Regions from separate parts of the Mus musculus genome. Here regions 1, 2, 3, 4 and 5 are each linked to region 6. Evidence: chromatin loops called from intact Hi-C (ENCODE). Cell type or tissue: left cerebral cortex. All regions are shown on one strand. Region 1 holds the start of Taf8 (TATA-box binding protein associated factor 8). Region 2 holds the start of Bysl (bystin-like). Region 3 has its middle 9.6 kb from the start of Taf8. Region 4 overlaps Trerf1 (transcriptional regulating factor 1). Region 5 holds the start of Usp49 (ubiquitin specific peptidase 49). Region 6 holds the start of Tomm6 (translocase of outer mitochondrial membrane 6).

What was found. Hi-C counts contacts between places; a loop is a spot of excess contacts. Peaks named below come from ENCODE experiments on the same cell type or tissue, not always from the same donor. Only the 100,000 strongest peaks of a DNase experiment are listed, where the experiment ranks them.
Region 1: a loop joins it to region 6, with 6 times the contacts of the local background. A loop is called at or near these places in 21 of 42 quality-filtered maps.
Region 2: a loop joins it to region 6, with 3 times the contacts of the local background. A loop is called at or near these places in 19 of 42 quality-filtered maps.
Region 3: it touches region 6 in a loop (3-fold over the local background); 21 of 42 quality-filtered maps call a loop at or near these places.
Region 4: a loop joins it to region 6, with 2.1 times the contacts of the local background. A loop is called at or near these places in 8 of 42 quality-filtered maps.
Region 5: it touches region 6 in a loop (5-fold over the local background); 23 of 42 quality-filtered maps call a loop at or near these places.

Annotation. Positions count from the first base shown.
Region 1 is chr17:47,501,169-47,506,168 of GRCm38, forward strand. It overlaps Taf8 (TATA-box binding protein associated factor 8), which reads right to left and starts at 1,123. Exons shown (of 9, transcript NM_022015.4): 1 at 1,063-1,123; 2 at 116-272. The coding sequence starts at 1,101. It also overlaps a transcript of Ccnd3 not described here. In left cerebral cortex, CTCF peaks have their summits at 1,018 and 2,072 (motif pointing left); DNase peaks (open chromatin) are centred at 892, 1,084 and 3,921; H3K4me3 peaks cover 2,486 bases; H3K27ac peaks cover 2,238 bases.
Region 2 is chr17:47,608,970-47,613,969 of GRCm38, forward strand. Bysl (bystin-like) reads right to left here and starts at 2,523. Exons shown (of 7, transcript NM_016859.3): 1 at 1,938-2,523. The coding sequence starts at 2,202. Gm20517 (predicted gene 20517) reads left to right here and starts at 2,616. Exons shown (of 9, transcript NR_157366.1): 1 at 2,616-2,723; 2 at 3,994-4,148. It overlaps Med20 (mediator complex subunit 20), which reads left to right and starts at 2,616. Exons shown (of 4, transcript NM_020048.4): 1 at 2,616-2,723; 2 at 3,994-4,148. The coding sequence starts at 2,710. In left cerebral cortex, CTCF peaks have their summits at 2,326 and 2,529; DNase peaks (open chromatin) are centred at 2,317 and 2,566; H3K4me3 peaks cover 2,428 bases; H3K27ac peaks cover 1,239 bases.
Region 3 is chr17:47,509,387-47,514,386 of GRCm38, forward strand. It overlaps a transcript of Ccnd3 not described here. Among named protein-coding and RNA genes, the nearest start is that of Taf8, 9.6 kb to the left of the region's middle. In left cerebral cortex, a CTCF peak has its summit at 1,961 (motif pointing right); DNase peaks (open chromatin) are centred at 1,900 and 2,391; H3K4me3 peaks cover 616 bases; H3K27ac peaks cover 1,529 bases.
Region 4 is chr17:47,357,108-47,362,107 of GRCm38, forward strand. It overlaps Trerf1 (transcriptional regulating factor 1), which reads left to right. Exons shown (of 17, transcript NM_172622.3): 17 at 1,803-5,000. The coding sequence ends at 2,124. Among named protein-coding and RNA genes, the nearest start is that of Mrps10, 9.3 kb to the right of the region's middle. In left cerebral cortex, a CTCF peak has its summit at 3,055 (motif pointing right); DNase peaks (open chromatin) are centred at 3,098, 3,664 and 4,465.
Region 5 is chr17:47,627,373-47,632,372 of GRCm38, forward strand. The region is part of intron 3 of Gm20517 (predicted gene 20517); the gene reads left to right. It overlaps Usp49 (ubiquitin specific peptidase 49), which reads left to right and starts at 3,318. Exons shown (of 7, transcript NM_198421.2): 1 at 3,318-3,543. In left cerebral cortex, a CTCF peak has its summit at 2,398; DNase peaks (open chromatin) are centred at 1,641, 2,170 and 2,804; H3K4me3 peaks cover 2,269 bases; H3K27ac peaks cover 1,633 bases.
Region 6 is chr17:47,686,016-47,691,015 of GRCm38, forward strand. It overlaps Gm20517 (predicted gene 20517), which reads left to right. Exons shown (of 9, transcript NR_157366.1): 9 at 1-724. It overlaps Usp49 (ubiquitin specific peptidase 49), which reads left to right. Exons shown (of 7, transcript NM_198421.2): 7 at 1-724. It overlaps Tomm6 (translocase of outer mitochondrial membrane 6), which reads right to left and starts at 2,371. Exons shown (of 3, transcript NM_025365.3): 1 at 1,884-2,371; 2 at 1,173-1,273; 3 at 630-993. The coding sequence starts at 2,011. The coding sequence ends at 1,177. Prickle4 (prickle planar cell polarity protein 4) reads right to left here. Exons shown (of 7, transcript NM_001290337.1): 4 at 4,559-4,696; 5 at 4,043-4,246; 6 at 3,267-3,471; 7 at 2,459-2,824. The coding sequence ends at 2,502. It also overlaps Tomm6os and a transcript of Frs3 not described here. In left cerebral cortex, CTCF peaks have their summits at 3,000 (motif pointing right) and 4,071; DNase peaks (open chromatin) are centred at 2,115, 2,944 and 3,293; H3K4me3 peaks cover 3,062 bases; H3K27ac peaks cover 2,356 bases.

The DNA.
Region 1 (5,000 bases), 180 kb before region 6:
GCTGAGTCTCTAACAGTCTTCCAAGAGAAGGGGAGAGAGAATCTGGGATGGAGTTCACGGAGCTGGGGGGGGGTCTGTAAAGGAAACAGCGGGCCTAGTGTTTCTTGGTACTCACAGCTCTGCAGCATCTCTGTCAGTGTCTCCACAGACGCTTTCTCGGCACTCTCAAATCCCGCCTCTGTCAGCAAGGAGCTCACAACCACTTGCAGGGTCCTCCTCCGGGCCAGATGGTAGTTATCAGCAGGGTTAGTGGATTGCTTACTTCCCGGTCTCTGGAAATCAGAAGCCCAGAGTGAGACTTTGAACCACTAGATGTGTGTGTTTTGCGCGCGTGTGTGTGTTCCTGCGAGTGCAGGTGCCGCGCTGGCCCGGATTCCGTGAAGCAGGAGTTACAGGTGATTGTGAGCCACTCCACCAAACTCAGGTCCTCTGAAAGACCAGCAAGTCCGTCTTAACCACTAAACCATCTCTCCAGCCCCATTCACTTCTTTCTGGAGCAAAGTTACAGGAGCGGGTCTGTGGTGGGCACGCCTTTATTCCCAGCACCCGGGAGGCAGAGGCAGGCGCGAGAGGAGGCAGGAAGAGAGAGGGAAAAGCAAAGGAAGAATATATACACGAATGATGGTACTGAGCGAATAAATCTACTATCTTCTTGTCCCATCACACCATTTCAGTAACCAGGAAAATTAAACCAGCTACCACCACAGGATGCAGAGGAGAGCTAGGCATCACCGCAGAGAAAGGCAGAGCAAGTAAATATTTTACGAAGTTCCAACTTCGGCCGGCCAGTAAGAGGATAAAAACAGCCTCTTCAGACCAATCAGAAGGAGTTCCGGGTTCCCACCTCAACAAGGAACAAGCCAATCAAGTCTCAGATGCAGCAATTCAGGAGGCCGCTGCCAAAAGCCAAGCAGCGGGGACCGCCTACGGCCAGAGATACTCTCCAGCCCCGGGTCTCAGAGCGGGCCTGGGCTTCTCGGTTCGAGACCGTGGCCCAAACCGTGGGAGAGATCCAGAAGACCCAAACTCTTTCGGCTTCACGCCGCGCCTCTCCACCCTTACCGTTCCGGAGCCACCAGGCCCGGCCGCCGTGTCAGCCATCTTGCTCTTGCGTAGTGTGCGTGAGCGCGGGGCACGATGGGACTTGTAGTTGCGGGGTGGGAGGTGGAGAAGGGCGGGGCCGCGGGTGCCCCGCCTTATAGAAAAGCTCTACGAACACGTGTGAGTCTGGGGTGGGGGTGGAGGGAGCTCGGGATAGCCCAAGCTCACGTGGCGTTGTGTGACCCAAGCTTTCTTGGACACTTAAGTCAGTAGCTGTAGCAATTGATCTGGAAGACGCACTGTGAGATGCACTGAGTTAAAAGAAACATATTTTGTCCAGGAGCCTGCCGTCTGTAATCCTAGCACTTTGGAGCTGAGACCAGAGGATCTAGAGTTCCAGGCTAGCGTGGGCTATGCAATGAATTAAAGGCCAGTTTAGGACTACATAAGGAGACCCTTTCCCTGAAAAGAAAAGAATAAAAATAAAAACAAAAACAAAGCCATTTGTATGAAGTAAGTTCTCAGAAATACACTAAGAATACAATTTGGGTCTGGAGAGATGGCTCAGCGGTTAAGAGCACTGATTGCTCTTCCAGAGGTCTTTAGTTCAATTCCCAGCAACCACGTGATGGCTCACAACCATCTACAATGAGAACTGGCGCCTTCGCAGGGCCTTGGTGGTGCACGACTTTAATCCCAGCACTTGGGAGGCAGAGGCAGGTGGAGTTCTGAGTTCGAGGCCAGCCTGGTCTACAGAGTGAGTTCCAGGACAGCCAGGGCTACAAAGAGAAAACCCTGTAAAAAAAAAAAAAAAGAAAAAGAAAAAGAAAAAGAAAAAGAGGGGCTGGTGAGATGGCTCAGCGGTTAGGAGCGCCGACTGCTCTTCCAAAGGTCCTGAGTTCAAATCCCAGCAACCACATGGTGGCTCACAACCATCCGTAATGAGATCTGATGCCCTCTTCTGGTGTGTCTGAAGACAGCTACAGTGTATATAATAAATAAATAAATATTTTAAAAAAAGAAAAAGAAATCTGGCGCCCTCTTCTGGTGTGTCTGAAGACAAGACCAATATACCCACATGTATGCAATAAATAAATATTTAAAAACAAAAAAACACTTTGGTTCTGCTTGCTCTTCCAGAGGTTCTGAGTTCTATTCCCAGCAGCCACATGGTGGCTTACAATTATCGGTAATGGGATCCAATGCCCTCTTCTGGTGTGTCTAAAGACAGCTACAGTGTGTGTATTCATATAATTGAAACAAATAAATCTCTTTTAAAAATACACTTTGGGGCAGAGAGGTGGCTCAGTAGTTAAGAACACATACTGGGCTGGAGAGATGGCTCAGTGGTCAATCAGAGCACTGACTCTTCTTCCTGGGGTCCTGAGGTCCTGAGTTCAATTCCCAGCAACCACATGGTGGCTCACAACCATCTGCAATGAGTTTGGATGCCCTCTTCTAGTGTGTCTAAAAGACAGCTACAGTGTACTCATATACATAAAATAAATAAAATCTTAAAAAAAAAAAAAAGAACAAACACATACTGCTCTTGGAGATGACCCAAATTTGAGCACTCATATTGAGTGTCACAACTGCCAGGTAGATGATGGGAACTGAATCTCTGGAAGAGAAGAGTACTCTTAACTGGAGCAACTTTGCCCCTTGAATGTCATGGTGGTTTGAATAAGAATGGACCCCCTAGGCTCAAATATTTGAATGCTAAGTCACCAGAGTTGGGCAATTTGTTAGAGGAGAGGTGTCACTGGAGGTGGGCTTAGAGGTTTCAAAAGCTTACACCTGGCCCAGTGTCTGTCTGTCTGTCTGTCTCTCTCTCAATCCCTGCCTCTCTGTCTCTGAGTGTGAGCCTCTGTCAGCCTGCACACCAGGATATAGCATAGGGTCCTCAGCTATTGTCCCAGCGCCATTTACACAGCCATGCTCCCCACCATGACTGATAAACCTCTAAAACTGCAAGCAGACCCAATTAAATGCTTCTTTTTACAAGAGTTGCCTTGGTCGTGAGTGGTGTCTTCAGGCAACAGACCAATAACAAAGACAAACACCCTACCCTGATTATCCTACCCATTCCTTCTCCAGAGATCCGGGGCTACAATAATTCACCGTCTTACTCAATGTAAGTAGTGCTAGGGGAACCCGGGGTTTTCTTGCAAGTTAGGCAACAGCCTATACCTGGGTGCTGGCTTTTGTCTTACCACCAAGCTCCTTGGGTGATTCTCCTGCACTGTTGCCTCTAGTGTTTACTTAGTGAGCGTAGAAGCCTGTCTCTCTCACCCCCAGAACTGTGTGCCCATGTTACCCATCAGCCTCTACGGTCTGGAAATTCTTCAAGAGAGACTGCCTCTCCTTATCCATCCTAATCTAGGGGACAGGGGCAGGGGTGGTTATGCCTGGCCAGATGCTGTCGCTGGGTTTGAATCCTAAGGCTTGTTAGCCTTCAAACTCTGGTCACAGTTACCTAACCTCACCGTGCCTCAGTCTCCCCCACGTGATAACTGGGGGCCCAGGTGAAATAACGGGTGAGATAACAGGTGTCGCGGGTACCTGGGTTTGTGGTAAGAGTTAAGAACTCAGGTCTACTGTTTACTTCCTGGGCAGCGTTCGCCAGGAATTGCAGATACTCAGAAGGCATCCCTCTGCAATGTGTACCCCTAAGCCTGACGGAGCAACCCCGCCCCGGCCCAAGGTCTGTAGACCCGATGAATAGAGTAGGGTTCAGAGCTGGATGACCTTTCTCGTGCCTGCTTCGCTGGGTGTCAGAGACCAGACCCAGGCAGAGCTCAGCACCCAGCGCCTTTGTCTCACCCGCCCCCTCGTCCCCACTTCCTGCTCAGCTTCCAGCTCGAGTTCTGCGGTGCAGCGCGGACTTTGTAAACACCGCGCGCCTGTGGGGGTGGACACTCGCTTTGTTTGGGTGCCCAGGAAACGGAGTGCACGCCCCTGGTCTGTCTGTGGCCGGCGGGGTTGTGATCACTCGTACTGCCCAAAAACAGATGTCCTGCAGCGAGAGAGAGAATGAGAGGCCACCTTCTAAGCTCGGTGAGTTCATCTGCCAAGAGGTAGGCTTGGGGGCAGCAGAAGCCAGAATACACGTGATGTCCGCATTGCCAGCTTTACCTAGGATGTTACTAAGATGTCCAGGCTGGAGATCTAGAAGTGGAAATAGCAGGTGGGTGGGTTCAGTGGTTCCCTCTCACCTCAGTTTTGGCCCCAAAAGTAGCTTACTTTCCCACTGAGTATGATATATTGACCAGAGTTAGCTCCTCAAAGGTCAGAGAAGTCCCCAGAAGTCTCCAAGCCACCAAAACGTGTGTAGGTCCTCGGTACAGCCTCCCTCCAGGCTCATGTGCAAGTCCAAGGGGTTTAGCGGCAAATATCAGCCTTGGTGGTTGTAGAGCAGACCCCAAGGAGGGAGGCTAAAGAAGAGAACTTTCCTGAAGATCTTGAGTGGATATCTGATGTGTCCTGGGTCTCAGCTTTCTTCATCCTTTTAAATGTAGACCAGGGTGGGGGGTGGGGTGTAGTCACTGAAGAAGTGGGCTGATGTTGCAAGGAAGCAGCATTCCTTTGCACTGGGTGAGCACCTACTGTGTGCTTGGTATTGTTTCAGAGAATATGCTGCTGAGTTACTCTGCCACGGCTGAAGGCTAGACTCTGTCTGGGAAGGAGATGTTTGGGGTGGCTTCCAGAGGATGGTTGTTGACTTCAGTATTAGATGGGGGGGGGGTTGTCTTGGGGGTACTATTTCCCCTTGAGACAAACTGAATTGCAATAATGTTGTTGGGCACTGGGCTATACTGGTAACTGGGAAATAGCTCCTGCTTATACCACTCAGTTCCCAGCATAAGGAAGTAGGAATAGACAGAAGCAGTTCTGGGAAAGACAAGCTGCCAACTGGATCCCCTGAAATCCCAATTGGATGTGGCTGAATGGGCCCAGCC
Region 2 (5,000 bases), 77 kb before region 6:
AGAGATCTGTCTTCTACACTGTAGCTCAGAAACTACAAGCTGCTGTGAGTGGAAGTCAGGGCTCATGCTCTCTCAAAGCATGGACCTCACCAGCTGTGAGCATTATCTTATCCTGTCCCTAGCTTGTGGTCAGACCTGAAACAGAGACAGACCAGACAGGACGCCATCAATCTCTAGCTGCTGAATGGACCACAGAGGTCACAGAATTCAAAGCACGATGTTTCCACAGTGATCCAGGGGAGAGACCCTGGTAGCTTAATCAGGGAGTGTCTCAGGTGAATGGAAAGTGGTCTGGCTCTGAAATACTCTAAAGACAACATCACCAGGATTTACTTTGAAGTGAGAAAGAGGAAGCCTGGACTCTGACTGGAGCAGTGGAGCTAATGTGCTAACAACCTCCAAGTAGCAAACAGAGAGCAAGTTTGGGAAGGAAGTCACAACTTCTGTTTTAGATGCAATCTTCTTCTTTTATTTTTTTTTTTCCTTCTCCGAGACAGGGCTTCTCTAGGTAGCCTTGGCTGTCCTGGAACTCACTTTGTAGACCAGGCTGTCCTTGAACTCAGAAATCCACCTGCCTCTGCCTTGTAAGTGCTGGGATTAAAGGCGTGCGCCACCACTGCCCTGCTTGGACGCAATCTTACTAGAGTTAGATACTAGTATTCAACTTGGAGATGTCAGGTAGACCACTGGATATAAAGATGTGAGCTTTCTTGGACGAACTCTGAGGGAGAAAAAACTGGAAGTAGCTGTCAAACAAATGGCCTCAAAGTGAAATTCCCTGACGACACCACAGAAGGACCGTCAAACCTTGTCTTGGTCACCCAGCAAGTTCAAGTCCAGCCTGAACAACTTAACGAGACTCAGTCTCAGAGTTAAAAAAAAAAAGTTATTTTAAGGGCAGGTGTGGTGTCACCCACCTATCATGCCACCACATGGAAAACAGAGGCAAGATCAGGAGTTCAAGGTCAGCCTCCCCTACAGCATTAGATGCCATCCCAGGCTCCATGAGCCCTTACTTTAAAAAAAACTAAAAGAAACAGAAAAAGCTGCTGTAGGCCCAAAACCATGTTCAAATGTGTCAATATTGCTTTTTAGGAGAAATAAGAATGGAAGATTAAGCAACTGGGAGGTGAACAACAATTCCTCCCCAGTGAGACAGGTGGCAGTACCCACCCCTCTTCCCCCTTTTAGCCCGTAAACAATACTGTTTCCCCTCCCCTGTCGCTGGGACAGGGACAGTCCCCACTTGCTTTTCAGGTCTTATTCGAAGGACATGAAATCTGGGATACCCACCATGTAGAATTAATGTTCATCTGCTTTTTTGTTTAAATAGAAATATCATCACTTTTTTCCTCTCTCTTGAGAGACAGGGCTCGTTAATCTGAAATTTACTATATAGCCAAGAAGGTCTTCTGCCTTGCTTCTCGAGTGCTGGGATTACAGGTGAGCCTCGCCACTCCTGCTTGGAATATGTAACTCTATTTAATGGGTGCCTTGAGCTAGACTTCCGGTGTTATCAGGAGGAACGAATATCTTATTTCTGTATCAAAACTGCCTAAAAACTTAACACAGCTCAAAACATTATGCAGGCAGTCCACAAATACTTCAAACGCCCAGAGGATAAATAAATAAATGCTAGACCACCAGGTGGTGGTGGTACCCGCCTTTACTTGGGAGGCAGAGGCAGGCAGCTTTATGAGTTCGAGGCCAGCCTGGTCTACAAAGTGAGTTCCAGGACAGCCAGGGCTATACAGAGAAACCCTGTCTCGAAAAAAACCTAAAATAAAATAATGCTAGAACTGGTGTGAGAGATCACTTTTCGTTGGCTTAACTCTGAATTCTGGAATTCAGGAGTGGAAGTGGAGGAACACGCCGGTAAAGTATTCTGATGGGGTGTCAGACCGGCCCAACTCACGACTCCACCCCTTGTCACTCACCCAGCCGCGTGGCGCGCTCTCGCGGTGGTGCTGACCGATCACCAGCCCCATGGTCAGTTTCGAGCTCCTCCTGCTGTTGTCTGGCTTGCTGCAAAATCCGTCTGCTTAGCCGGGGTCCCACATACTCTTCCTCCTCTTCGACCTCACGCCCCCGCCGTTTTTCTCGGGTCCCCGCGCGCACTGCGTTCCCAGCCAGGATCTGCTCGGCCAGAGGTGCATGCTTCTCCCGATTGCTGGCCCCACGTGTCACCTTGAATTTGGGCATTTTGGCCGAAAAAATTGCCCACCAGGTTCACACGTGTGAAGCCGGCTAAAAAGCCGATACTGCGCTTGCGCTGTGTGTTCCGATCGCCAAGAGGCCACTGAGAGATCACAGTGCCCCCCAGCGTTAGGAGGCCGGAAGTTCCTCATCTATTACTCTCAGGAAGAGCTTCGGGACCTATAGCAGGAGCCCCCAAATTCTCAGGTAATCTCATTAGAAAGGTGGATGTCCAAGTCACCCTTTTCCAGAATTCATGAAAGTAGCCTAGGGCGTCCTGTCAACCCGTTGGACGCCTTGGGGGCGGAGCCGAGTCGATGACGTTCTAGAAATGTCACCACTGGGTACCAGAGATGGCGCTCCCTGTGGGCGTGTCGCCGCGGCGCTCAGTATTTGCGCATTTCCGGCGGTCGATCAACGACTGCTTCCTGTGTTTAGGGGGCCGCCGTTCGCGTGAAGGTCTGGAGTCTCTGAGTTCGAGGGTTTGGAGGCGCCACCTTTTGATCCTTCGCTATGGGAGTGACGTGGTAGGACTTGAAGGGCTTCTGTGGTGACGGAGCATATAGGGTCGTGAAGGTGTCTGTGGGCCTGTGATGGCCCGGGGAAAGGGATTTTGACCGAGGTTCTCGGTTCCTCGGGGGGCTGACCAAGATGTCTTCCGGTTGTGTGGATGGGGGACACTGCGTGGGACTTCTCTCTTCCCAGACACACCCCTTTGGCAAAGGGAGCAGCGCATCCCTAGGACCCGCCAGGAGTTGTACCTTTTTCTTGGTACCTCTTCCTGTCCTTGAGGCCTTGTAGTGTCGCTACTAGCACCCAAAGGTTAGAAATAGGGTTTCTAGATTAGGAGTTGTTCGCAGAAAGGGATAAGAGTGGCGCGAGGAGAAAGTGACTTTTCTATTTTGCTTGCAGTTACAGACTTTGAATTGGCCATTTTAAGGTGTTGGGGCTAGTGACAGAGGTAGGAGGAAAGGAGCGGTTGGGAGTTTGGAGTTCGGAGTACCAGGCAGAGACAATTTTTCGAGCTGGGTGTCTCACTGTGTAGGCTTGGGAGGCCCGGAACTCACTCTGTAGAACAGGCTGGACTCGAATTCACAGAGATCCACCTGCCTCTCTCTGCCTCTCAAGCGCACGGATGAAACGGACGCGAGCCACCATCGCCTGGGCTTCAGACAGTTTTGATTGACTTTTATCTTAAACATGTTTGAAGTCTCACTTGATAAAAAGGCAGTTGGTAAGGTTTGGGCACCGTGCTTTTCTGGGTATTAATTTTAAAGTACTCGGCCTCAGCACTTAAAAGTCTTGGTAGTGGTGTGCTTCTTTCCAGTTAAAGAAGCTTGGAGGCCAGGGGCCACAGGTCTGCCCTGTGAAAGGAAGGCTCTTGCCACAGTTGACACTAGGAGCCTCATCTCATACTTCTACCCTACTGTAAAGAATGCCTGTGAGCAATGAAGACAGATCACAGCAGAGTCATTTAGAGTTCAGTTTCCCTGTTTGCAGTAAGTTGATACAGGACAGGGCCTTTCCTGGGGCCTTTGGAAGAGTCAGGCAATCCATCTGAGGGCTGATGCCTTTGATTCCAACATTTGGGAGGCAGAGTCAGGCAAGTTTCTGTGAATTCCAGGCCAGCCTGGTCTACCAAGTGAGTTCCAGGAACTCTTGGGGACTGATGGGTGGGGATCAGAGATGTCTAAGTAACTCCTAGCCCTGCTGATCCGTTACCTGTTGGGGAATTGAGTGGCTTAGCCAGAAGCTCTGTGTCTCTGGACCCTGCTGACTTGGCGTTGTGTTTCTCAGTGTGTCCCAGATGCCTGTGGCTGAGGGCAAGAGTCTCCAGCAGACAGTGGAGCTCCTCACCAAGAAACTGGAGATGCTTGGAGCAGAGAAACAAGGGACATTTTGTGTGGACTGTGAGACTTACCACACAGCTGCCTCTACCCTGGGCAGCCAAGGTCAGTAGATGGCTGAGAGCAGATGGGAGGAGCATGGCTTAGAGTATTTACGTTAATGGATCTGCTTGCTTTTCTGTCAAGGGTAGCGGTCCTGACTGAGGCAGGATGTGTTTGTGGCCTCATTCGTTCTTGGTCCATCTTATATTATGGTGGTCAGTTTGCAGTTTGATCTATTTGTTTAAAGATTTGTTTTTATTTTCAAATGTGTGTGTGTACAAGCACTTGTGCCCCTGTGTGTGGCTATATGCACACAAGTGTGGGTGCTTATGGAGGCTAGAGGTATCAGATCCTCTGGAGCTAGAGTCACAGGTAGTTATGAGCTTTCTGCTGATATGGGTACTGGGAACTAAACTTGGGTTCAAGGCCAGCCTAGGCTAGAGACTGAGAACCTTTCTTAGGAAACAAGAATTGTACACAATAACGGGAAGCACTTACTTCATTAAAGAATAGTGTTGGGGCTGAAGCAGCTCAGCAGTTGAGAACACTGGCTGGTTTTCTAGAAGCCAGGGTTTCATTCCCAGAGCCCATATGGCAGCTCACAGTTTTTGACTCTAGTCCTAGGGAATCCAGTGCCCAGTGCCCATAGTCTCTGGATACACTGTAGCTATACAGATGGTTGTGAGTCTTCATGTGGTTGTTGGGAATTGAATTTAGGACCTCTGCTCCGGTCGGCCGTGCTTGCTCAGGTCCAAAGATTTATTTATTAAGTACACTGTTACTGTCTTCAGACACACCAGAAGAGGGCATCAAATCTCATTATGCGTGATTGTGAGCCACCTTGTGGTTGCTGGGATTTGAACTCAGTACCTTCAGAAGAGCAGTCAGTGCTCTTGCTCGCTGAGCCATCTTGGC
Region 3 (5,000 bases), 180 kb before region 6:
AATTTAGGGTTGGTCAATTTGAAAAAAGATAGGATGGTTGATTGGCCTGTAAACCTTCCAGGCTTGAAGTCCATCAGCAGGGGGTCCGGGAGTGGGAGAAGAAACTCAATAAAACTTTTGTTTTAAGCTGCCAGGCTTTTGTCTCAGGTCCTGAGAGTGAAGAAGAGACCTTTCATCTTGGGAATTTGGAATTCACCACCAGTATTACCTAGCTACATCCCCTCACCCTATCTTCCTGCCCACCAGGAGGAAGTCTATGTAACTCTGCTCCTTCTGACCTTCCTGGGCACCAGACACACACACGCACACACACGCACGCACACACACACACACGCACACACACACGCACGCACACGCACACACGCACACGCGCGCACACACACACACACATACACACACACACACACATACACACACACACATACACACACACACACATACACACACACACATACACACACACACATACACACACGCACAGGCACGCACACACGCACAGGCACGCACGCACGCACACACACACACACACACACACACACACACGGTGCACAGACCCAGGTAGAGACAAAACACCAATACACATACAATTTTAAAACAAAAATATAATACGGATGGTACGGTGTGATGTGTGGAGAGGGGGAGGGCTTGGGGTAGAACACAGAGGGAGTCTTTGCAAGTAAATATGTCCCAAGTGCTGGGATTAAAGGCGTGCGCCACCACTGCCGGGCGTATAAGTAATAGTTTTAATTTAAAAGCAAAGGAGAGGGCTGGCGAGATGGCTCAGCGGGTAAGAGCACTGACTGCTCTTCCAAAGGTTCTGAGTTCAAATCCCAGCAACCACATGGTGGCTCACAACCATCCGTAATGAGATCTGACACCCTGTTCTGGAGTGTCTGAAGTCAGCTACAGAGTGCTTACATATAATAAATAAGTAAATCTTTAAAAAACAAAACAACAGCCGGGCGTGGTGGCGCACGCCTTTAATCCCAGCACTTGGGAGGCAGAGACAGGTGGATTTCTGAGTTCGAGGCCAGCCTGGTCTACAAAGTGAGTTCTAAGACAGCCAAGGCTACACAGAGAAACCCTGTCTCGAAAAACCAAAACCAAACCAAACCAAAACAAAAACAAAAGAGAGCTAAGTAGGAAAATAAATAAATGCAGTGGTATTGGAAGTAGTAGTGAATGCTTGTGGTCCCAGCACTCAGGAAGCTGAGGCAGGAGGATCATTGGAAGTTGGAAGGGGCCTAGGCTGTAAAGCTTTCAAGCAAGGCAGCATCAAAAAGTGAAGTTAGACTCCAGAAATTGAAGGAGATACAAGAAGCGTTTAGATGTTTAAGGTAGTTCTGGGATGCATTAGGACGAAACAAAAATGTTTATTTTATTTGTAACTATGTGTCTCTGTGTGTCTGTGTGCATAAATGCAAGGGCCTGAAGTGAGCCACACAGTGTGGGGACTGAACTTGGGTCATCTGCAAGAGCAGGACAAGCTTTTAGCTGGTTCTCTGGCTTTCCAGACCCATACGTTTTTCTTGAGTAGATGGATTTTTTTTGTTTGGTTATGCGTTTTGAATTATTATTATTATTATTATTATTATTGCTTGAGCCTTGCCATATAGCCTCCCCCCAACCCCCGTACTATTGTAAACAGACCTGGCCGTCCTTGAACTTGTAGCAACCCCAGCCTTTTCTTTCTGGGAGCTGGGATTACAGGCATGGAAAGTACCACGCCCACTTGGCAAAAATGTAAGAACTTTCTAACAAATAGCTGTGTGATCCCAGCCTAATGACGTGAGTCCTAGCTACAGGAGTCTAGAGCGCATGCACCTAGGGCCTCTGCCAGAGTGTCAACGCGAAGACTCCACCCCTTTCCGCCTAGAAATTGGGTGACTCACCGAGGCCCCCTTGCGTCATCACTCGGCCTGCCGCTGGCCCCGGCCCATGGTATTCACACTTGGTCCACCAGATGGAGCTATAGCCCAGAGTGTCACTTCAGGGGCCCCCGGATTGGGTGAAGAACCCCACCTGGTCCTTCAGGCGCCAGCTGGTTTCCTGGGACCTCTGTCCCCACCCCATTCCCAGCTGTTTACACAGAGAGCTGTTCTGACCGGACCAGGCAGAATCTCCATAAAATGTGCTCTGGCCCAAGTGTGCAGCGCTGGGAGAAGGTGCTCCTTTGCGCAGGCAGGGGCCCTCCCACAACTCTTCCTGACCTTCCGTCGTCCTTGCCTCCGAGGGACCCAAGTGTCAGCAGGCGCCAGCACATTTTCAGGGAAGCTACTCTGGAATGACCCTTCCTACCTTTCAAAGGGTCTAACACTTACATTGTTGCCTGTTAAGGGCCTCGGAAGCCACACCTTTCTGAAAGAATTAGTTCTCCCTTGTTGGGTAAAATTCCCCAGCAGCCTCTCCTGAGGTTAGAAAGCAGAGACTTAGCCATGCCTCTTTGAAGGTGGGGCTGGTTCTTCCTGTATCCGGGCCAGATCTTATTGCAGCCGGTCAGACCCGTTAAGGGCTATTGCTTGCTTGGCTTGATGGCGCAGGCCTTTAGTCTCAGCACTAGGAAGGCAGAGGCAGGTGGATCTCTGGGAATTTGAAGCCAGCCTGGCCTCCATGGCAAGCTCAGGCCTGCCAGGACTACTGGGCAAGAGCTTGTTTCAGAGACAGAGACAGAGAACTAAGAAGGCCTTACGGTCAGTGGGCTACAGGACACAGCAGACTCGGCCCACAGTGAGCAAGATGGCCACAGTGAACAGCCCTGGAACAGAGTCTGGCTAGTATTTCCAAAGACTTAATAATTCATTCTTTCCTAACCACCGTCAGCTCAAGGGACATAGGAGACAGGCCAAGAAGCCGCTGCACAGAGAAGTTAAGCTTCTTGCTAAGTTTCACACAGCTCAGCTGGCAGACTGATAGGGCTGTTTGGCATCAAATGGGGATTCACCATCCATTTTCATTCTATGGTGGTCGGGCCAGAGAGCAGTCCCTATGGATAAGCTGCCTGGCTTGGTTCTTGCTAGGTTCCTTTCTGGTGTCTGTTTCCTCACCTGTGACCCTTCCCTCATGGTGGCTAGTACCAGCTAAATGTTTACTATATGCTAAGGAGCATCTTAATGGCCTCACAGCCCAATGAAGCAAGCACACACGCTTGCGTGTGTGTGTGTGTGTGTGTGTGTGTGTGTGTGTGTGTGTCTGTGTGTGTCTGTGTGTCTGTGTGTCTGTGTGTCTGTGTGTGTCTGTGTGTATGCTGAGGCTCAAACCTAGGCCTTTGTACATATTGGCAAGTACTCTGTCACTCAGCTACATCCCAGGCAAGACAGGCATTATTCTGCCTTTGCAGGTGAGGAAACGAGGCATAGGATATGGCTGGGTAAAGAGTCTAACCTGCATTCGACTTAAGAGATAATACGAAGTCCTGCCCTGGGCCAGGCAGGCCATGGCTTCTGATGAGTGATAGTTACTGTCTTCTTGACAGCAGAAGTCATTTTCCAGCCTCTACTCCTTAGGGTGGGCATGGGGGTTAATCCCAAACCAGTTTTGGTTTCTTTCTTCATCATCTCGCCTATGACTCCATCTCTCTCTCTCTCACACACACACATATAAACACACACACTTTTTATTTTTTGATACAAGACCTTACTATGCAATTCTGACTGACCTGAAACTCCCTTTTTTAGACCAGGCTGGTCTTGAACTCATAGTGCCTGCCTCCGACTCCCTGGTACTAAGATTAGAAGTATGTGTGCTACTTCTCTTCAGCATGGGTTTTGTTTTGTTTAAGACATGGTTTCACGTAGCCCAGGCTAGCCTTACGCTTCTTCCGCAGTCAAGGATGACCTTGAATTTCTGATCCTCCTCCCTCTCCCTCCCAAGGGCTAAGGTTACAAGGCATGCGCTACCAGACCTAGTTTAAATGGTGCTGCAGATGGATCCCAGGGCTTGGTGTGTGCTCAGCAAATGCTCTACCACCCAGCCCGAGCTCTGGCCTCACAGCCCTTTTTCCTCTAGAGTAAAAATAGACCTGAAAGTTTTGGCCTTTGGGGAGAAGGTTGGACAGAGTCCTTGAAGTTGGGGCAATCCCAGAACCTCCCGATTCTGGCCCCAGCATTTTCTGCTCCAGCCCACCCTCCTCCGGATCTCTGCTCCCTTCTCTCCAGGCTGCTCCTCCCTGCCCCTCCCCTGGGCTCTCTTGAGTTCTGGGAAAGGAAGTCAGGGCCGGGGCCTCAAGACACATGCAGGCCTTGAGCATCAACTTAAGCTCCAGCTGGAGGAGGGGGGCCCTGCTAGGGGAGGAGAGGGCACCTGTAGGTCCCATCCGCCTGTCCCTTGAAGATTTCTGTCTGCTGTCACAGAATCTTTCCTGAGCTCATTTTCAGAGCTTGCTGTGATTGGAGCCCAATTTGAATGAGACCCTGGGAGGGGTTGGATCTTTAGCAAGAGAACCACACCAAGATGTCTTGGGGACCTTAGGAAGGGAAGGCTCTTTGCACTCAGTGGCTCAGAAGGCTGCCTCTTATTTCCTCTCTGTTCTCCCCTCCTCCTAAGACATGTCCCGTACAGACCCACGAACCACAGTGGGAAGGGTCTTGGGGGTCACGGGCCTTCAGATATACTAGATGACCAAGCAAGAGCAGACACTTAGTACAGTCCCTAAGTCCTCCCTTCTTCCCAGTCAGCTGGTACCTGCTGGTCCTAGGGCCAGCATCTGTCTTTTCTTTGATTGACTTAGTCCACAAGACCAACCAAATCTGCCTCTCAGATCTCTGGATCTCTGGAGAGATAGTCTTTTTTTGAGTCGGCTCAGACTTAGTATAACCACTGAACTTGACTTTGGTACCTCTGGGTGGTCCTCAGAAAGTTTCCTCAGACAAAACTGCTGGGAGTCCTTTTGGGTGTTCCTCATGAGCATATACTGTATACATTTTCTTTCTTTAAAAAAACATATATGTATGTATGTGTGTGTGTGTATATATTCATATGTGTATATATATGTATATGTATAT
Region 4 (5,000 bases), 330 kb before region 6:
TCCTTCTCTCTCCGTCCTCTCTCTCCTTCTCTGTCTACCTCGTGGTCACTACCTGCAACCCCTAACCTGGTAACTGAATACGTCTTTTCTATACCACTTGCCAGTAATTGTCTGTCGGCCACTTTTATTTAGCCAGTCAGAAAATATTAGCAAGCAAAGTTTACACAACAGGAGAATATGCTCTCTGGACTGCAACCAGATCTTGGGGGACAGTATTTAGCATTTGAATACCAGAACAACCCCCAACAGGTGGATGGATGGATGGATGGATGGATAGATGGATGGATGGAATGGAATGGAATGGAATGGAATGGAATGGAATGGAATGGAATGGAAGCAGGAGGACCCAGAGTCTTCCCTTGGCTATATGGAGTTGAGGGCTAACCTGAGCTACAAGAGAGCCTGTCTTTTATGTTCAGCCATGTGTTAAAAGTGGGTGTAAAGCAGTGAGCCGCATGCTCAGACTTGGGTCCTGTCTGCAGGAAGTCTCACTGTCTATACAGATGTGTAGAATCTGATCAGTGTGGGCAAGAGAGCGCTTACCTGATATTTCATGTTCCCAATTGTCCTTCAAAAGCACACAGTGAGCGTTTTTCTTGTCTTGTCTTTATGTTTCTTGGGATCTTTTCTTTCTTTTTGATTTTATTTGTTCTTAGTGTGTGCCCACTCACATGCCAGGAGATACGTGGGAGGCCAGGGGGCAGCTCTGTAGAGTCAGTTCTCTCCCTCCATCCTTATGTGGGTCCAGAGAGACGGGGGAGAACTGAAGGTAGTCAGGCTTTCTTTTTTTTTTTTTTTTTTTTTTTTAGATTTATTTATTATTTTTATGTAAGTAACTGTAGCTGTCTTCAGACACTCCAGAAGAGGGAGTCAGATCTCATTACAGGTGGTTGTGAGCCACCATCTGGGTGCTGGGATTTGAACTCAGGACCTTCAGAAGAACAGTCAGTGCTCTTAACCACTGAGCCATCTCTCCAGCCCCTGTGGTCAGGCTTTCTCTCAGACCCTTTCCCAGCCCTCGCCTGCCCCTCTCCAGATCATTTCCTATTGAAGTCCAAGTAAGACTTTATGAAAACTAGAAACATTTCCTGAGGTTTTCCAGATAGGAACAACATTGAACCAGTTCCACAGATTGCCTCTGTCAGCTGCTCAGATCCTGTTCGTTTCCACATGTCCAGATAGAAGCCCTGTCAACCTGGAGAACTCAGGCTGGGTGGGTGGGTTGATTGGTTGTCTGATTGGTCGGTTAGCTTGGGAGAGTGACTAAATTGTATCTATGCTTTTCTTTCTCCATAAACACAGGCTTATATCTGGGCTGACTTTCCTGAAAATGGCCTAGGTAGTAGTCCTGTGGCATGTGCAGACCTTGCTCTCTGCCTCGCCGCCTCACTTTCCTGTCACATCCCAAACACACAGTTGTATGCCAGTGCCTAGAATAATAAACAGGCTGGACCCTTGATCTAGAGACTCTGGCATCCTTTTATCCCAGTGGTGGGGGTGGAAGGAGGCCAAAAGAGAGGCAGGAGCACCTGCTGGACAGTGGACAGACTGGACACCCTTTGCGGTCTCCATTAGCACAGGAAGGAAACAGGACACACCATCTGAGTTTTCCTGTCCCCATTCCTCTTCCTCATAGTGCTTAGAGAGATGACTGGTCACAGCAGGAAGAAGCCACCCCAGACCAGACCTGTATGCCACAGTCCCGAAGCACATGCAGGAGCGTGTGGGAAAAGGGCATCTGTATCTCTAGGAACCAAGGTCGGCCCAGAGGTTTCACAGGCTGTTCTCTCCCTCCTTTTCAGGGTCTTCTTTAAGATCAAAAGCCGGAATGCGCACATGAAAACCCACCGGCAGCAAGAGGAGCAGCAGAGGCAGAAGGCTCAGAAGGCAGCCTTCGCAGCAGAAATGGCAGCCACCATCGAGAGGACTACGGGGCCGGTGGGGGCGCCCGAGCTGCTGCCCCTGGACCAACTGAGTCTGATGAAGCCAGTCAAGGACGTGGACATCCTGGATGACGATGTGGTCCAGCAGTTAGGCGTCATGGACGAGGCCGAGGTGGTAGGCACGGATCTTCTCTTGGACGACCAAGATTCGGTTTTGCTTCAGGGTGATACAGAACTCTAAACCCTCCCGTTCATCACCTAGAGACACAGAAGCCACGGCCTCCACCTCTGTCACCCGTAGAACCTGGACTTCCTGCTCCTTTGGAAACCCTTTTAAACTACCTGTTTAAAAAGCGGTCCTTTTCTTCAGGTTAAGGGAGGGGAAAAATCCAGTTCTTTCTCTTTTACCTTCTTTTACATTGTTTTTGTTGGGGGTTGGGGGGAATAAAAAAAATTGGCACAACTATCTTTAAGAGGTGTCTCATCTGGGCTATGTTCTCACGAGGCTGCATCCTTTGGGGTAAGCCTTCTCCTTCGTGTTGCTTTCAGATGTCAGCCACCCTGGTTGCCTTTATGTCCAAACTTCTTGCTCTGTGTGTGTGTGTGTGTGTGTGTGTGTGTGTGTGTGTGTGTGTGTATAGGTAGGTAGCAGGTTATCCCATTCATTCTGGGACTTTAGGCCATGTTTTCTCACGAAGAATTATTTTATTCTGTTCTGACCTGCAAGAGTTCTTTCTCTCAAATCAGAAGAATTTCTCTCTCTCTCTCTCTCTCTCTCTCTCTCTCTCTCTCCCTCTCCCTCTCCCTCTCCCTCTCCCTCTCCCTCTCCCTCTCCCCCTCCCCCTCCCCCCTTCTGTTTTAAACATGGTCCGTGGCCAGTGGAGTTCTGAACTTATTTTGCACCACTTGAACGTACTGTGAAACCTCTTTCACTCTGACTTGCTCTAACGTGTGTGCTGGTCTGAGCTTTGCCTAGATGTTAGCTACAGAGAGATAGGGTTTTTCTTAACACATACAGATGGAAAGTGCTTTGAAAGCCAACACAAATGTGTCCAGACTCAAGTTTGCTACAGTGCTCGCATTCAAACAATGAATGTATTTGTTCCAAGTCACTTACCAAAGCGATTCCAGACTTCTCTAAGCTACATGGCTTTGCTCTGTCCCCGACAGCAGGGGGCGCCATTTGTACTTGAAGGCAATAAACCTGCAATCCCACAAAACGGTCATTGCCTAGGCTTTCCCTGTCAGTTAGGCTGACCCCCTCCCACTGCTAGTGCACAGTCAGACTGGACCACTGCCCCTGGCACAGTGGGGCGCCTGTCAGCCTCCCTTCTGTGATCATGGCCTGTGGCCTCCAGGTGTCTTCAGGTCTTAACCCTCCTTGAGTAGACTAGCTCCCCAGCTCTGTGTAAGCGTAGCTATCATACTGGGCTCTGTGCTGGCCCGTGATCAGCGTGGCATTAGCGAGCATCCTAGTGGAGGAGTAGGGTTGGACACCCTTCACATTGGATTCTACAAAACCATTTGGCACATACTCGGGGCCAGGGCACCGTGGCCCACCACAGCCCCCACTCAGGCAGTGGCTTCTGAGTCTCAGGAAAGCCACAAACAGAAGACTCTTTACCAAGATTCTATTCCTGTCCATCACTGTTTTTAGAACTCTCTTGAGGTCCTTCCTAGGTGGGGTGGGGGTATATTTTCCTCGCTGTTGTTTCAGAGGCTTGTCGTAGTAGCCTGTGTGTGATCTCAGCAGCGTTGCTTTAAGAACTCCCTGGGCATCTTGCATGCGCTTCCTTTAAAACCATTCCAGCGGCCTCTCCTCAGCAGACCCCAAGGCCCTGTCTGTCGTGGCGTCTGCTTAGCTACAGAAAAGAGCAAATGCCCAGAGAACTTGAGGAAGGAAGCTGGTGTCCTCCCGCTTGGGGATTTGCCCAGTTTGAAACCTTAGAAACGAGCTGACCTGCCACCGCCGATATCCAAGGCACAGTTCATTTTGATTTGTCATGCAGAATAGCATAAGGAATATTTTGACTTGAAATAACCAAAGAACTCCTCCTTAATGAGACAGTTCAGATACCTGTGTTTGTATTTCCTATCAGCTTAAAGTTTAATTGACTTCCGATTAAAATATTGCACTTTTTTTTTTTCCTGAAATGATTTTACCTGCATGTGCGTGTTGTGTTTCAGCTGCCCCTCCTCCCAGGCCCCAAAGAACTTTTCTTCCTAATGGTTAATGTCTTCACACGGCTCCCACTGATGCGATGGTTTTTCAGTAATGGATTTAGATTTCCTTTGAGAAAGCCTGTATATAAAAAGTTAACAGATATATTTTATGGAAAAAAAAACCCATCTTATTTTCAAATATATTTAACTGCTGTTATATTTTATTAGAGGAAGGTTGTAAATATTTTCTAGGAGTTCTATTGTAAAGAAAAGTATTTTTGAAAAAAATTAATGTAATAAAAAGGAAAACGTTTTTACATAGTGGCTGTGCCTGCTTCCTGCTGTGCTTTGGTTCGGCCGTGTTCTCGGCCAGTGACTGCATGCCTTCAGATCAGGATGTGACTCAGATTTGCACTATTCTAAGTTAGCATCGTCGTTTCTAATGTGCTTAACTGTACGTTTCCGGAATGCGGCTCCCTCCCTCTGCACCGGCAAGTGCTGTGTGGAGTCTTCTCATGTATTTTTAATGCGTGTATTTTTAATAAGGATTTTATGTAACATTTTGGCAAAAAAAAAAAAAGAAAAAAGAAAAGAGAAGAGGACAGTATTTTCTAGTGAATTTTATAATAACATTTTGCTAAAAAATGTTTCTTCCTAGGTCAGTTTTTTGTTAAGGTGAATCAAACGTCTTATTTTCCAGGGGTTTTAAAAAAGAAAAAGAAAAAAAAAAGTTTGAAGCTGGAAAGCAACATTCTATTTAAACACCACATGTAACAAATGAATAAAGATGTTTTGTAGACCTGTCCTTTAGAGGTGCATTCCTTAAATTAAGATGATGATAATGGTGATGATGGTGATGATGGTGATGATGATGAGATGATGATGATCTGGGGCATCCTAGACTGTCTCCCATCCCAAAATGTTCCGTGTCATGCTGTTTTAGATTTGGTTTGT
Region 5 (5,000 bases), 59 kb before region 6:
AGAATTTAACCTGGGATCCAAGTGAGACATTACACACACACACATAAAACATACATGTCTTAAAATGTATGTGTTTATATTGTGCCATCAAAGAACACTTGGATGCGTCTGTGGTTTTCCTACAGTTGATTAGGCTTCTGTGCTAAGGCAACGGGTATTCACTGTTCTTTCTAAAACTTTTTTATAAATTGCGTTCTATTTGTACATGTGTGATTGGGCACATGCATGTTGCTGTGAGAAGACAATGTCTGGGCATCATTTCTTGTTCCCATGTAGTCCCAGAATCGAATCCAGATGGTCAGGCTTTCAGGCTTGGTGGTAAGTGATTCATAGGCTGAACCATCTAGCCCCCCACCCCCACCCCCTTAAACTACATACATACACACACACACATACACACACACACACACACACACACACACACGTTTGTTTCACAGAGGATGGAGGATATCTTGCAAGCATATGTATCCAGGAGATGGAAGTGGAAGGCAGACTGATTGGCAGCACCTTTACCCACTGTGCCATCATGCTTTGCCCTTATTGCTCCTGTGTGTTGTTTTCTAAGACTTATTTATTTTATGTGAGTGTGCTGTCATTCTCTTCAGACACACCAGAAGAGGGCATTGCATCTCATTACAGATGGTTGTGCGCCACCATGTGGTTGCTGGGATTTGAACTCAGGACCTCTGGAAGAACAGTCAGTGCTCTTAACCACTGAGCCATGTGTCTTTTTTCTTGTCAGTGCAAATGACAGTCAAACAACAAAGGCTGCTTATTTTCCATATTATTTTAATACTACTTTGGGTCTCAGAGACCCTCTGGAAGGCTCTTGAGATTCTTTGCACTTTCCAGGCAGCACAGACTTCAAGAGCCAAAGATGTAGTATGTAGTATGTGGTGGTGGGTTGATTTTCCTTCTAGCTGTTGGAAGTGCACAACTTCCTCACTCAGAAAAGCACCTTGTTAGGGAAAGAACACTAAGATACTGCCTGCTCCAAGAAAGCAGCTGGGAGCTGGGCAAGAGGAGAAAGGCACCTTTTAAGGTTTTTATTCACTTTTGTAAGGAGTCACAACTTAGAATTCCCAAAGAAAACTGTTAAATGGGACAACAACGAGAGGCACCAAGTTGTGGCTCTAATTAGGGATCTGTAGTCCGGAGACTTCTTGAATTATACTGCAGGGTTCCCTCCACCATAGGAACTAAACCCAGGGCCTCAGTCCTCTCCCAGGACTTGAGTTCTCCTCCTGTGCCACAATCAAATTTTTGCTTCCTTCATATTTACAGACATAAATCCTTGAACCACTGTAACATATAATACACGTTTATTTCTTATTGTTTTTCTTAAAACAAAAGTGTTTTCAGCCGCCTAAGGCTGTCTTGGGTGTTGTAACATATCTTATTTGGAGGGACCCTTCCCCGCAAGGTCTGGCAGGCCAGTGTACCCAGGAAGCTTGCCTACCTTGCAAAGGGAGTCTTTCTGTTTCAAAATGGACCTTATCCCTCTCGGAAGTCCCTGGGGCTACTGCCATCTAGGTCTGATTTATTTCCCAGTCCCCATTTGGGGAGCGATGAACCTTTTTCCGTCCCGTCGAAGAGGATTTCATAAGACAGCTGAATGCCGCCTGAGTCATCCGTGGTAAAAGTCCACACGTACGTGTGTGTGTGTGTGTGTCAGGGCGCCAAGAGTAACTGTGTGTATGTGTGTGTTCTCTGGCTGCTGCTACACCGTAAAGAAAACGCAAAAAAAAAAAAAAAATACCCGGAAGTGGGAAAGGCCTCTTTGGAGCAGCGAGACGTGCAGAAGGTAAGCCGCAGGGTATGCAAAATTCCTTTACCTTTACAGATCGTAGGGGTGGGGGTGGGGCGCTCGGAAAAGTGCCTGGCCCTTTAAGGAGGAGGGCCAGACAGTAGACTCTGTACCTTTAAGAGCCTCTTTGTCTAGAAACCTTCTTCCGTACCTCAACCAAACTTTGCCGGTGACTCGCGCCGCGCCGCGCCGCGTCTTAGCCTCTCACACCGGCCCGCCACAGCCGCTGACCCGAAACTTGGTGCCCACGGCACAAACCTGCGTAAAGGGCGCGGGGCCCCAGGTCGCGGCCGGGAAGGTGCGCCGTTGGCGCATTGCGGGACCTGGGGGCGGGGCTCTGACAGGCGGGCCAATGGGCGATAAGGGGCGTGGTCCGCCTGCTCGTCTTGCGCCCGGGTGACAGCTCGCGCGTGCTGATGATGGCGGTAAATAGAGAGGGGAGGGAGCTGGGAAGGGGGCGGAGGGCCGGCGGAGCGGCCGAGGGGGCGGCCCGGGGGGCGTGAGGGGCCGCAGTGGCTGGGAGTTCGCGCAGATATTCGGAGGCGGGGACACGCGGCCCGGGCATGCCGGCCCTCCCCTTTTAAAGGAAAGGGAAAAAAAAAAAAATCCCCTCACACACCCGGTGAGGGGCGACAAAGGCGGCGTGCGCCTAGCGGGCGGGAGGAGCGGCGGCAGGGGGCGGGACCGCGACGCCGGCGGGCCCCGGGCGCCCGGGGCGGGGACGGCGGGCGGCGACAGCGAAGGCGCGAGTCCCGGCGCGCGGACGCTGCGTTTTGGCGGGGTGGGCGACGTCTGGGTTGTGAGGTGAAAGGTTTGAAGGGAGAGAGGGGAAGGCAGGCTGGGGCGGGGACGGAAGGGTTTGCTGAGTAGGAGATGAAGAGGATTAGGAGAGAAAGGGTTAGAAGCCGGAGAGTGGAGTGAGAAAGAAACCCAGGCTGGCCCCGGGATGAGGTTAGGAAGCCCGGGGCTGGGAAGAGGGATCCGGGGTCAGGGCTAGGAGCAGGGGTCTGGAAGAGGCAAGGCTTGGCAGGTGGGAGGTGTTGGGCCAGGGCCAGAAGAGTTGCAAGTGGAAGACAAGGAAGGAGCAGAGCCGGGGTAGTAGTTGGGAGTGGAGGAGAGTGATTAAGAGCCAGACGTGACAAGGGTGTGAACTAGTGCAGAGCTGGGGATGAGCTGAAGGGCTGGGAGCCGCTGGGGTGGGATCGACAAGGTGTGGGTCAGTAGCTGGTGAGGGGTGTAAATTCTGTAAAGTGAGGGAGACAGGAGACCTGGATCACAACCAGGTGGAATCAAGAATCGGACGTTAGTGGAAGGGCTAACGGGAAGCGAGCTGAGAGCTGGGCGTTAATAGGACAGTTCTGGGAGAAAAAGAAACAACGCTGAAAGGACGCTAGAAGCGGGGTGGAAGGAATGATGGTGAGCTGGGAAACTGGAGAATTGCTTGTCGAGGAGGTTCAGCAAGGTAAAGATAGTGGAGTCAAAAGATTGGCCGAAAGGCAACCCGAGGAGATGGGCCCTGGGAATTAAAGGATGGAATGGGGAGTGGGGAAAGAGAAAGGAGATTAAGGCAAGCTAGGGAAGTCCTGGTGGGTATAGAACTGGGGTGGGCTGCACAGGAGTGGGAAACGAATGTTTTGCCCTGAAGTGCCCCAGAAGGTCTGGAAGGGGCAGGGCACAAACGCTGTAGTGAAGGATCTGAAGTAGAGAGCCTTTGGTGCAGAAGATAAGGAACCATGGTGAGTGAAAGGGGACCTAGAAACAGGGGGAAAAGACTGAGAAGTGGGGGACCAGATGGGGGTGCAGCATAGGAGTTCTTTGTTAAGAGAAATGTGTATTGAATTTGTGAGTCCTTTTGTCCCTAATAGTAGGAAATTCCAGAAACCTTTTTCTCTCTTCAAGGAGTCTTGGATCCAGTTTCCATCTTTCGCCTGAAAATCCACTTTCATGTCCACTTTGAAAAGATGAGACCCATTTTTACTTGATTTTGTTCTTGTGGGATAGAAAAATTGGCAGCCTTGGGTGCTGAAAACCTCTTGGTTTCACTAATGTTGTGCTAAAGGGTAAATGAATTGTGTTTATTTACAATGTGCCTGTGGGATGTGGTAGTTGGGGTGGGTGGAGGAGCTGTTTTAGAGCTAACGACGCTGGCCAGGGCCAGGGCATCTCATTGAAGAGTACACCGTTGGGGAGAGAAAGACATGGTTCATTTGGTTTTTATTAATCAGACAGATTTCTGCCTAATTGTTTTCAGCAACTGAAGAATATGGAGAGAGAGAGAGAGAGAGAGAGAGAGAGAGAGAGAGAGAGAGAGAGAGAGAAAGAGAAATAACTAACCAGGGAAGTTTACTGAGCAGGAGTCTGAAGTCACTGCTCTAAGGGCGTTGAGTTCGTATGCTGCTTGCAGCTTTGTGTGGAACATTTTTCATGGGGTAATTTCTCCCCAGATCTTCAGACAGTGATGGAGAAAGGTTGACTGCAGAGCTGAGGAGAGTTTTAGAGCTGTGAACTCATCTTTTAGATTGCATAATGGCTTTATGAGTACCTTTTATGAAAAAACTTCTGTAAGATAAGATTGCAGTCCCTCTGCCTGTTGTATTGTATGATTGTGAATAGGAAGGGCATATTAATATTCTTTAGAACCCTTTGATTTGTAAGGCACATTTTTAATGAAAATAATTACATTTATTTGTATGTATGTGGAGCAGTTATGGAAGTCAGAGGACAACTTGTGGAAGTTGGCTCTTTCTTCGCATCATTTATGTACCGAGGATTGAACTCAGATAGTCAGGCTTGGCAGCAAGCTCTTTTACCCAATAAGCCATCTCTCTGGCACTATAAGACCATTTTGGAAATTAAAGGGAAGATGAGAATTTGGGGACAAATTTAAACTTATTCTTTATTGGTAGTGTGCTTTAGTGATTTTTCATTCTGAAGTGATTATATTTAATTAAGACAATTAATGAGTATTTTCTTCATATTTAATAATGTGAAAAGTAAAGTATAATTTCTTTTGGGGGGACAGGGGTACAAACTATTCTTGAATTGTTTTTAAATTTTATGTGTATGGGTGCTTTGCCTGCATGTATGTCTGTATACCACAGGCATGCCTGGTGTCTGCAGAGGGGCACTGCAGAAGCTGGAGTCAGATTCCCCAGGAACTAGAGTGACAGACGTTTGTGAGCTGTGTGGGGGT
Region 6 (5,000 bases):
ACTGACTGGATGAGCTATGTGCCAGCAGGTCCAGGAAAGCTGCTTTGTCTTTTTCCTTTTTTAAGTAACATCTGTAACAGTCATGCAGCTATGACCCAGACACACTAATCCTTTCCGACGCATGCTGTGACCCACAACCAGTTCCAAAGCGGCTGGTGCATAAAAAAAGTTTTAAAATACCCAGTCAATTGACTACATGAAACTATGGAGACCCCGTCTCTACCGCCACCTGGTTCCCTGGTACAGGAGTCTTTCTGTGCTGGTTTCTGCGTGCCTGGAAGAACACCAGACAGCAGCACCAGTGTGAATTTCAGGGTAGGGAGCACCTTTGTTTGTGAAGGAAGCTGCTTCCTTGTGCTCCCTGACACGTTTGTCTCCACCCACACATCACTGTCCACTCCTGCCACCAGGTCTCACTCTATCCCAACAATGCCTCCCTGGTCCCTGGAGAACCCACCTGGCAAACTAAAACGACAACCACCACCTTCTTCCTACAGGAAGACTCAGCAGTAGGAACTGCTCAAGAATCAGCTTTGCGGCACGTGTGCATCCCTGGGAAGTGGGTGGTCCCATTCCCATTTCATCTCCACTGCAGATCATGTTTGGGGCTCATGCCTGTCTCTTGAGTGTGAAATACAAGTCATGTTTATTTGATTTTTGTAAGCGGACTTTTTACACCTTGTTTTTGTAATAAGTTTCTTATTAAAAGAATAAAATACCTGTCTTTTATGTGCAGGCTTTATTTGAAATCTTTTTCAAGAACCATTACTACTCTTCAGGACAAGGGCAAGGACCATCTTCTGCAGAAAGTTGGGAACTGCACACAGAACCGTGCAGAGGCAACATCTCAGCCGACACTGGGGGATGGGGGGGCAGTGGGGGGGGGTTCAGGCAAGGAGAGGGAGTCAACTTCAGCTGCCACTCAGGTAGGATCTTGTGGTCACAGACAGTAGGCTGTCTTTGGAAAGTCTGAATACACAGGAGTTCCATTCTCTGTAAGCAGATAACAGCATCAGAAACGGGGAAACACAGGAGAACTGCTCTCACCTAGAAACACAAGGGCAAGGCTTTACCCCAAGAATCTTCCCTACTTCTGTGACTAGCTGACAGAACATACTGCTGTCTTCATCTTTTAGGATTCCTGAAATAGGCAGGGGAAAGTGAAGTCTTACCTGGCTACACCCCTGGCTGAGGGGCCATCAAATCAATGTCACTCAAGTTCCTGGCCAGCCAGACTCCCGCAGCAAAGAGTCCCAAATTGAGGATCAAGTTCCTGGGTCAAGAATACATTTCATTAACCCTACAGTCCGAGAGTCTCATGCAGCTAATGACATACTATGGCAAGTTTCCTCTCAGCACCACCTTCTGGAGGTGCTGACTGACACCTGATACAGGGGTATGTCCTCCTAATATGCACATGAGAATTTTACGTTCGCATCTACTAACACAAGCCAAGGCCAACTTAGTACTCTGCGGGGGCTAAAATTTGCTTATGCGTTGGCACCCCTTCCCTGCCTTCTAGGTTAGGGCGATTTCTTTAAAAATATGACGTTCTTTAATTTGTGTATGTGCGTGCGCGTGCACGCGACACAGCGCACGTGTGGAGGTCAGTACAACCCGCAGGGGTTGGTCTCTTCTTGTACCCTGCGGGTCTCATGGATCGGCGGGTCCCATGGATCCCAAATCCTCAGGCTTGGCGTCTGAACTATCGCTGTAGCCCGGAGCGTCATTCCTTGAAAGCCACGTGACAGGGTGTCTTTTGCCACCACGAGACCACAAGGTTCTCAAAGCGATAAAACCTCTGGGGATGCATGCCAGACTCACCAGGTAAGGAAATACAAGTTTAAGTTTATGAGGACCAGAGACGGCCCGGGCTTGGTTACCTCCGGAAGTCGTTTCGATCGGTGGCGAAGCGGAAGACACCGCGGAGCCAGTCTCCCACGTTGTCTGGAACCTCTGAGGCCTCGCTGGCCGACCCGGCGGCGCTCACCGTCACTCCGCTGGAAGCCATACCAGCACTAAGCACGTACCAACCGAGCGTCGCACCGGGTCGTCGCAAGCCGATTGCGCAACTTCCGATCTCCGCACTTCCGCCGATCAGCGTAAGAAATGAGCGAGAAGGCCCGCCCCCACCTCCTCCAGGAGTTCGTAGAGCCAGGACGCCTGATCGGAGGCGGAGCCCCGCGGCCCCGCCTCCCAGGGACGGGGGTCGGTTCCCAGTGCTGCTCTACAACCCAGTTAGTTTAAGCAAGGTGATGACGGTGAGGCTAGCCCAGCCTCTGCGGATAGGGGTTAGCTCACCCTGTAGGCGCTGGGCAGTGGGATGCTCCCAAGAAAGTGTCTTTCAGGTCAGAGAGCGTGCAGTACCAATGGGATTATCCCGCGTGCCTGGCTGCCTTCTGTGTCCGGTCTTTACACAGCACAGCCTTGTTATCTCGCTACATAAGTCCCCCCACCCCACCCCACCCCAATCCCACCACCCTGATCTCCAGGCCGCGCCACTAACAAATGGTGCAGTGCTTCCTGGAGATGTCTCTGTCATCTGCTTGCAGGTTTTCGGGGGTCTTCCAGGGCTCTGGAAGGCGCTGGCCAAAGAAAAAGCCTTCGGGTTCCGACTCAGAGGAAGAGGAGCAGGTGGGGCAGGGGCTGTCCTCTATGGGACTCCCGGGTGTCTGTGGGCCGTCTCTATCCTGCCGTTTGGATGCCCCATTCAGGGTTTCCAGGGTGAGAGTGGGAACTGCAGAGAGAAGCGCAGCTCGGGAGGTGATCTTGTCATCCGAGGAGGCACGGTTCCAGCCGACGCTTGGATCGGGTCCTTCTTCCTCTGTTCCAAACCCATCAGAAATGCCCATCTCAGAGCCCCCAAGTCCTTGTGCAAGAGGCGGGCCAGGGTTGCGTGCAGCCTCCCGCCCCGCCCCAGGCTGTGCCGTGCGCGCCACCGCTGCCGCCAGTCTACCCCAGGGGCCCCCCCGCCTCCGTCCACCAGTGGGCGACCGCCTCCCCCGCCTGGGAGCGAGTCCGGCGCCGCAGCCCCGCCGGGTGGGTTCAAGAGGCCTTTGGAGCTCGCAGGCCAGGGACGCGCGGTGAGAGCTGCGGGCCCCAATGCTCGCGTCTGGGGGTTGCGGTGGGAGGACTGGGTGTTGCTGGAGCGGGTAGGACAGCGTAGGCATGGGGCGAAGGGTTCTGATCTGGGAAATTACCCCCTTCTATGCTCAGCCCAAGCCGCCGCTCCCTCCCCTTAAGATCTGCACCGTCCCCTCCTTTACCAAAAGACGCTTGTCCTTCCGCTACTCCTACTGAGCTAGAGCCCGCACTTCTGTAGCGTTTTGAGAAGCAGCTGGGGCAGCATGGGCTACCCCCCGGCAGGGCATAACGTCCCCCATCCAGGGGCCCTGCGCAGTCCTGGCAGCAGAAGTGGTTCTCGTGCCAGCGCTGTCCCTCTGCTTCAGTGCAGCGCTGGGAGAAGATCAGCTGGGTGAGGGAAAGGAAACCGATTCATTCATTCATTCATTCATTCACTCACCCATTCTTTCATTCATCCAATAACCACGCCTTATACCCATTAACGCTATGCCCACAGGCGTTCTGATTTGAAGTACTTTGTGACTTTTGGATTCAGAGAGGGTGATTGGCTTTGGGCCGGAACGTCCACGTAGCAGGTGGCCCAGTCCGAAGTTGGACCCCAGAGCTTCCCTAACTCCTATCCCAAGATTCAATACGGCCTTTCATGTTGATGTTAAGATCCTTCTAGAATTGGGCAAGCACAGCATTGATCATCTGACATAGTGATGAGATAAACACCTGCTCAAGGATCCAGAAACGTTCTGAGTCCAAACTAATTTAAGGACCTCTGCTCGAACTGGGGAAGAGAGAGAGAGAGATAAATAAAGGCAACAGGTCAGGTCCCACAGGCCCATACCTCAAGAGAACAAAAGGGAATGGGGTGGCCCTGGCTGGTTCCTAGTTCTGATGAGCCTGCAGCCTGTTCCTTGTCCCTGTGTGTTCCTGGGAACTCCCCTAGTGCCTCCTCTTGGTACTCTACCTGGTCACAAGCTGGACATCGAGGTCGTAAGAGCTCCGCATGATGACGGCCACAGTACAGGTGCCCCTCGTGGTAGAAGTAGATGAGGTTTATGAGGCCCTGGCCACAGGCCTGGCAAGCAAAGCAGGGTCTGTGCCAGCAGCTCTGCTCACCAGCCCTGGCCGCGAACACTCCATACTCCCCTGGATCCAGTAGCTTCTTGCACTGCCAGGTGGGGGGGGGGGGGGGGCACGACACTGAGCTGATCAGAATCTGACGCTTCTCTTCTTAGCTCCTTTCATGGCTCTTCTACCACAACCCCCAATCTGACTGTTCTCATATGTGCTTGCAGGCCCCTCTCCCCAAGAAAGGCCACCAACCCCCCCAAACCTGGCTTCCATTTTAACATTTACCAAATCACTGCTCCTGAAACCACTTCTCCACCAAAGTCCCCCAAGACCCTTCTTCAGAAGCAAGAGAGCAAAGGATAGAGGAAGGGGAAGGCTCAGGGATGGAGGAGGGAGGCAGACTCCCTACCTTCTTACAGGTGTATCCTTCAAGCTTAGGAGGCAGTAGACGGGCCACCCCCTGTCCCAGGGATTTCTGCTTCCGCTGGGCACAGAAGAGTCGAAGTTGGGCCAGTTCCTCCTCCCCTAGGGCCAGACAGTAGCGTTCCTGCTGAAACAGGTTCCCATGCACCCAGACCTCAGGGTAGAACACCAGGAGGACCAGAAAGCTCTGTAAGGCTTAGATACCAGGTCAGAAAGAAGTAGAGCCTTGGGAGAGAACAGCACATGTGCTCAAAAAAGGGAAGAGAACGCAATTCGTTCTGTTCATTCTGGGGCCCATGGAAATGGCCACCACATAGGGGCCCCTTAGCACTTTGAACAGTCACCAGATAGCTTGGCTCCTGTTCCCATGAAACTAGATCTCAGCATCGCTTTCAGGTCTGTGTGTTCTCTCTGCTTCATAGCTGCCT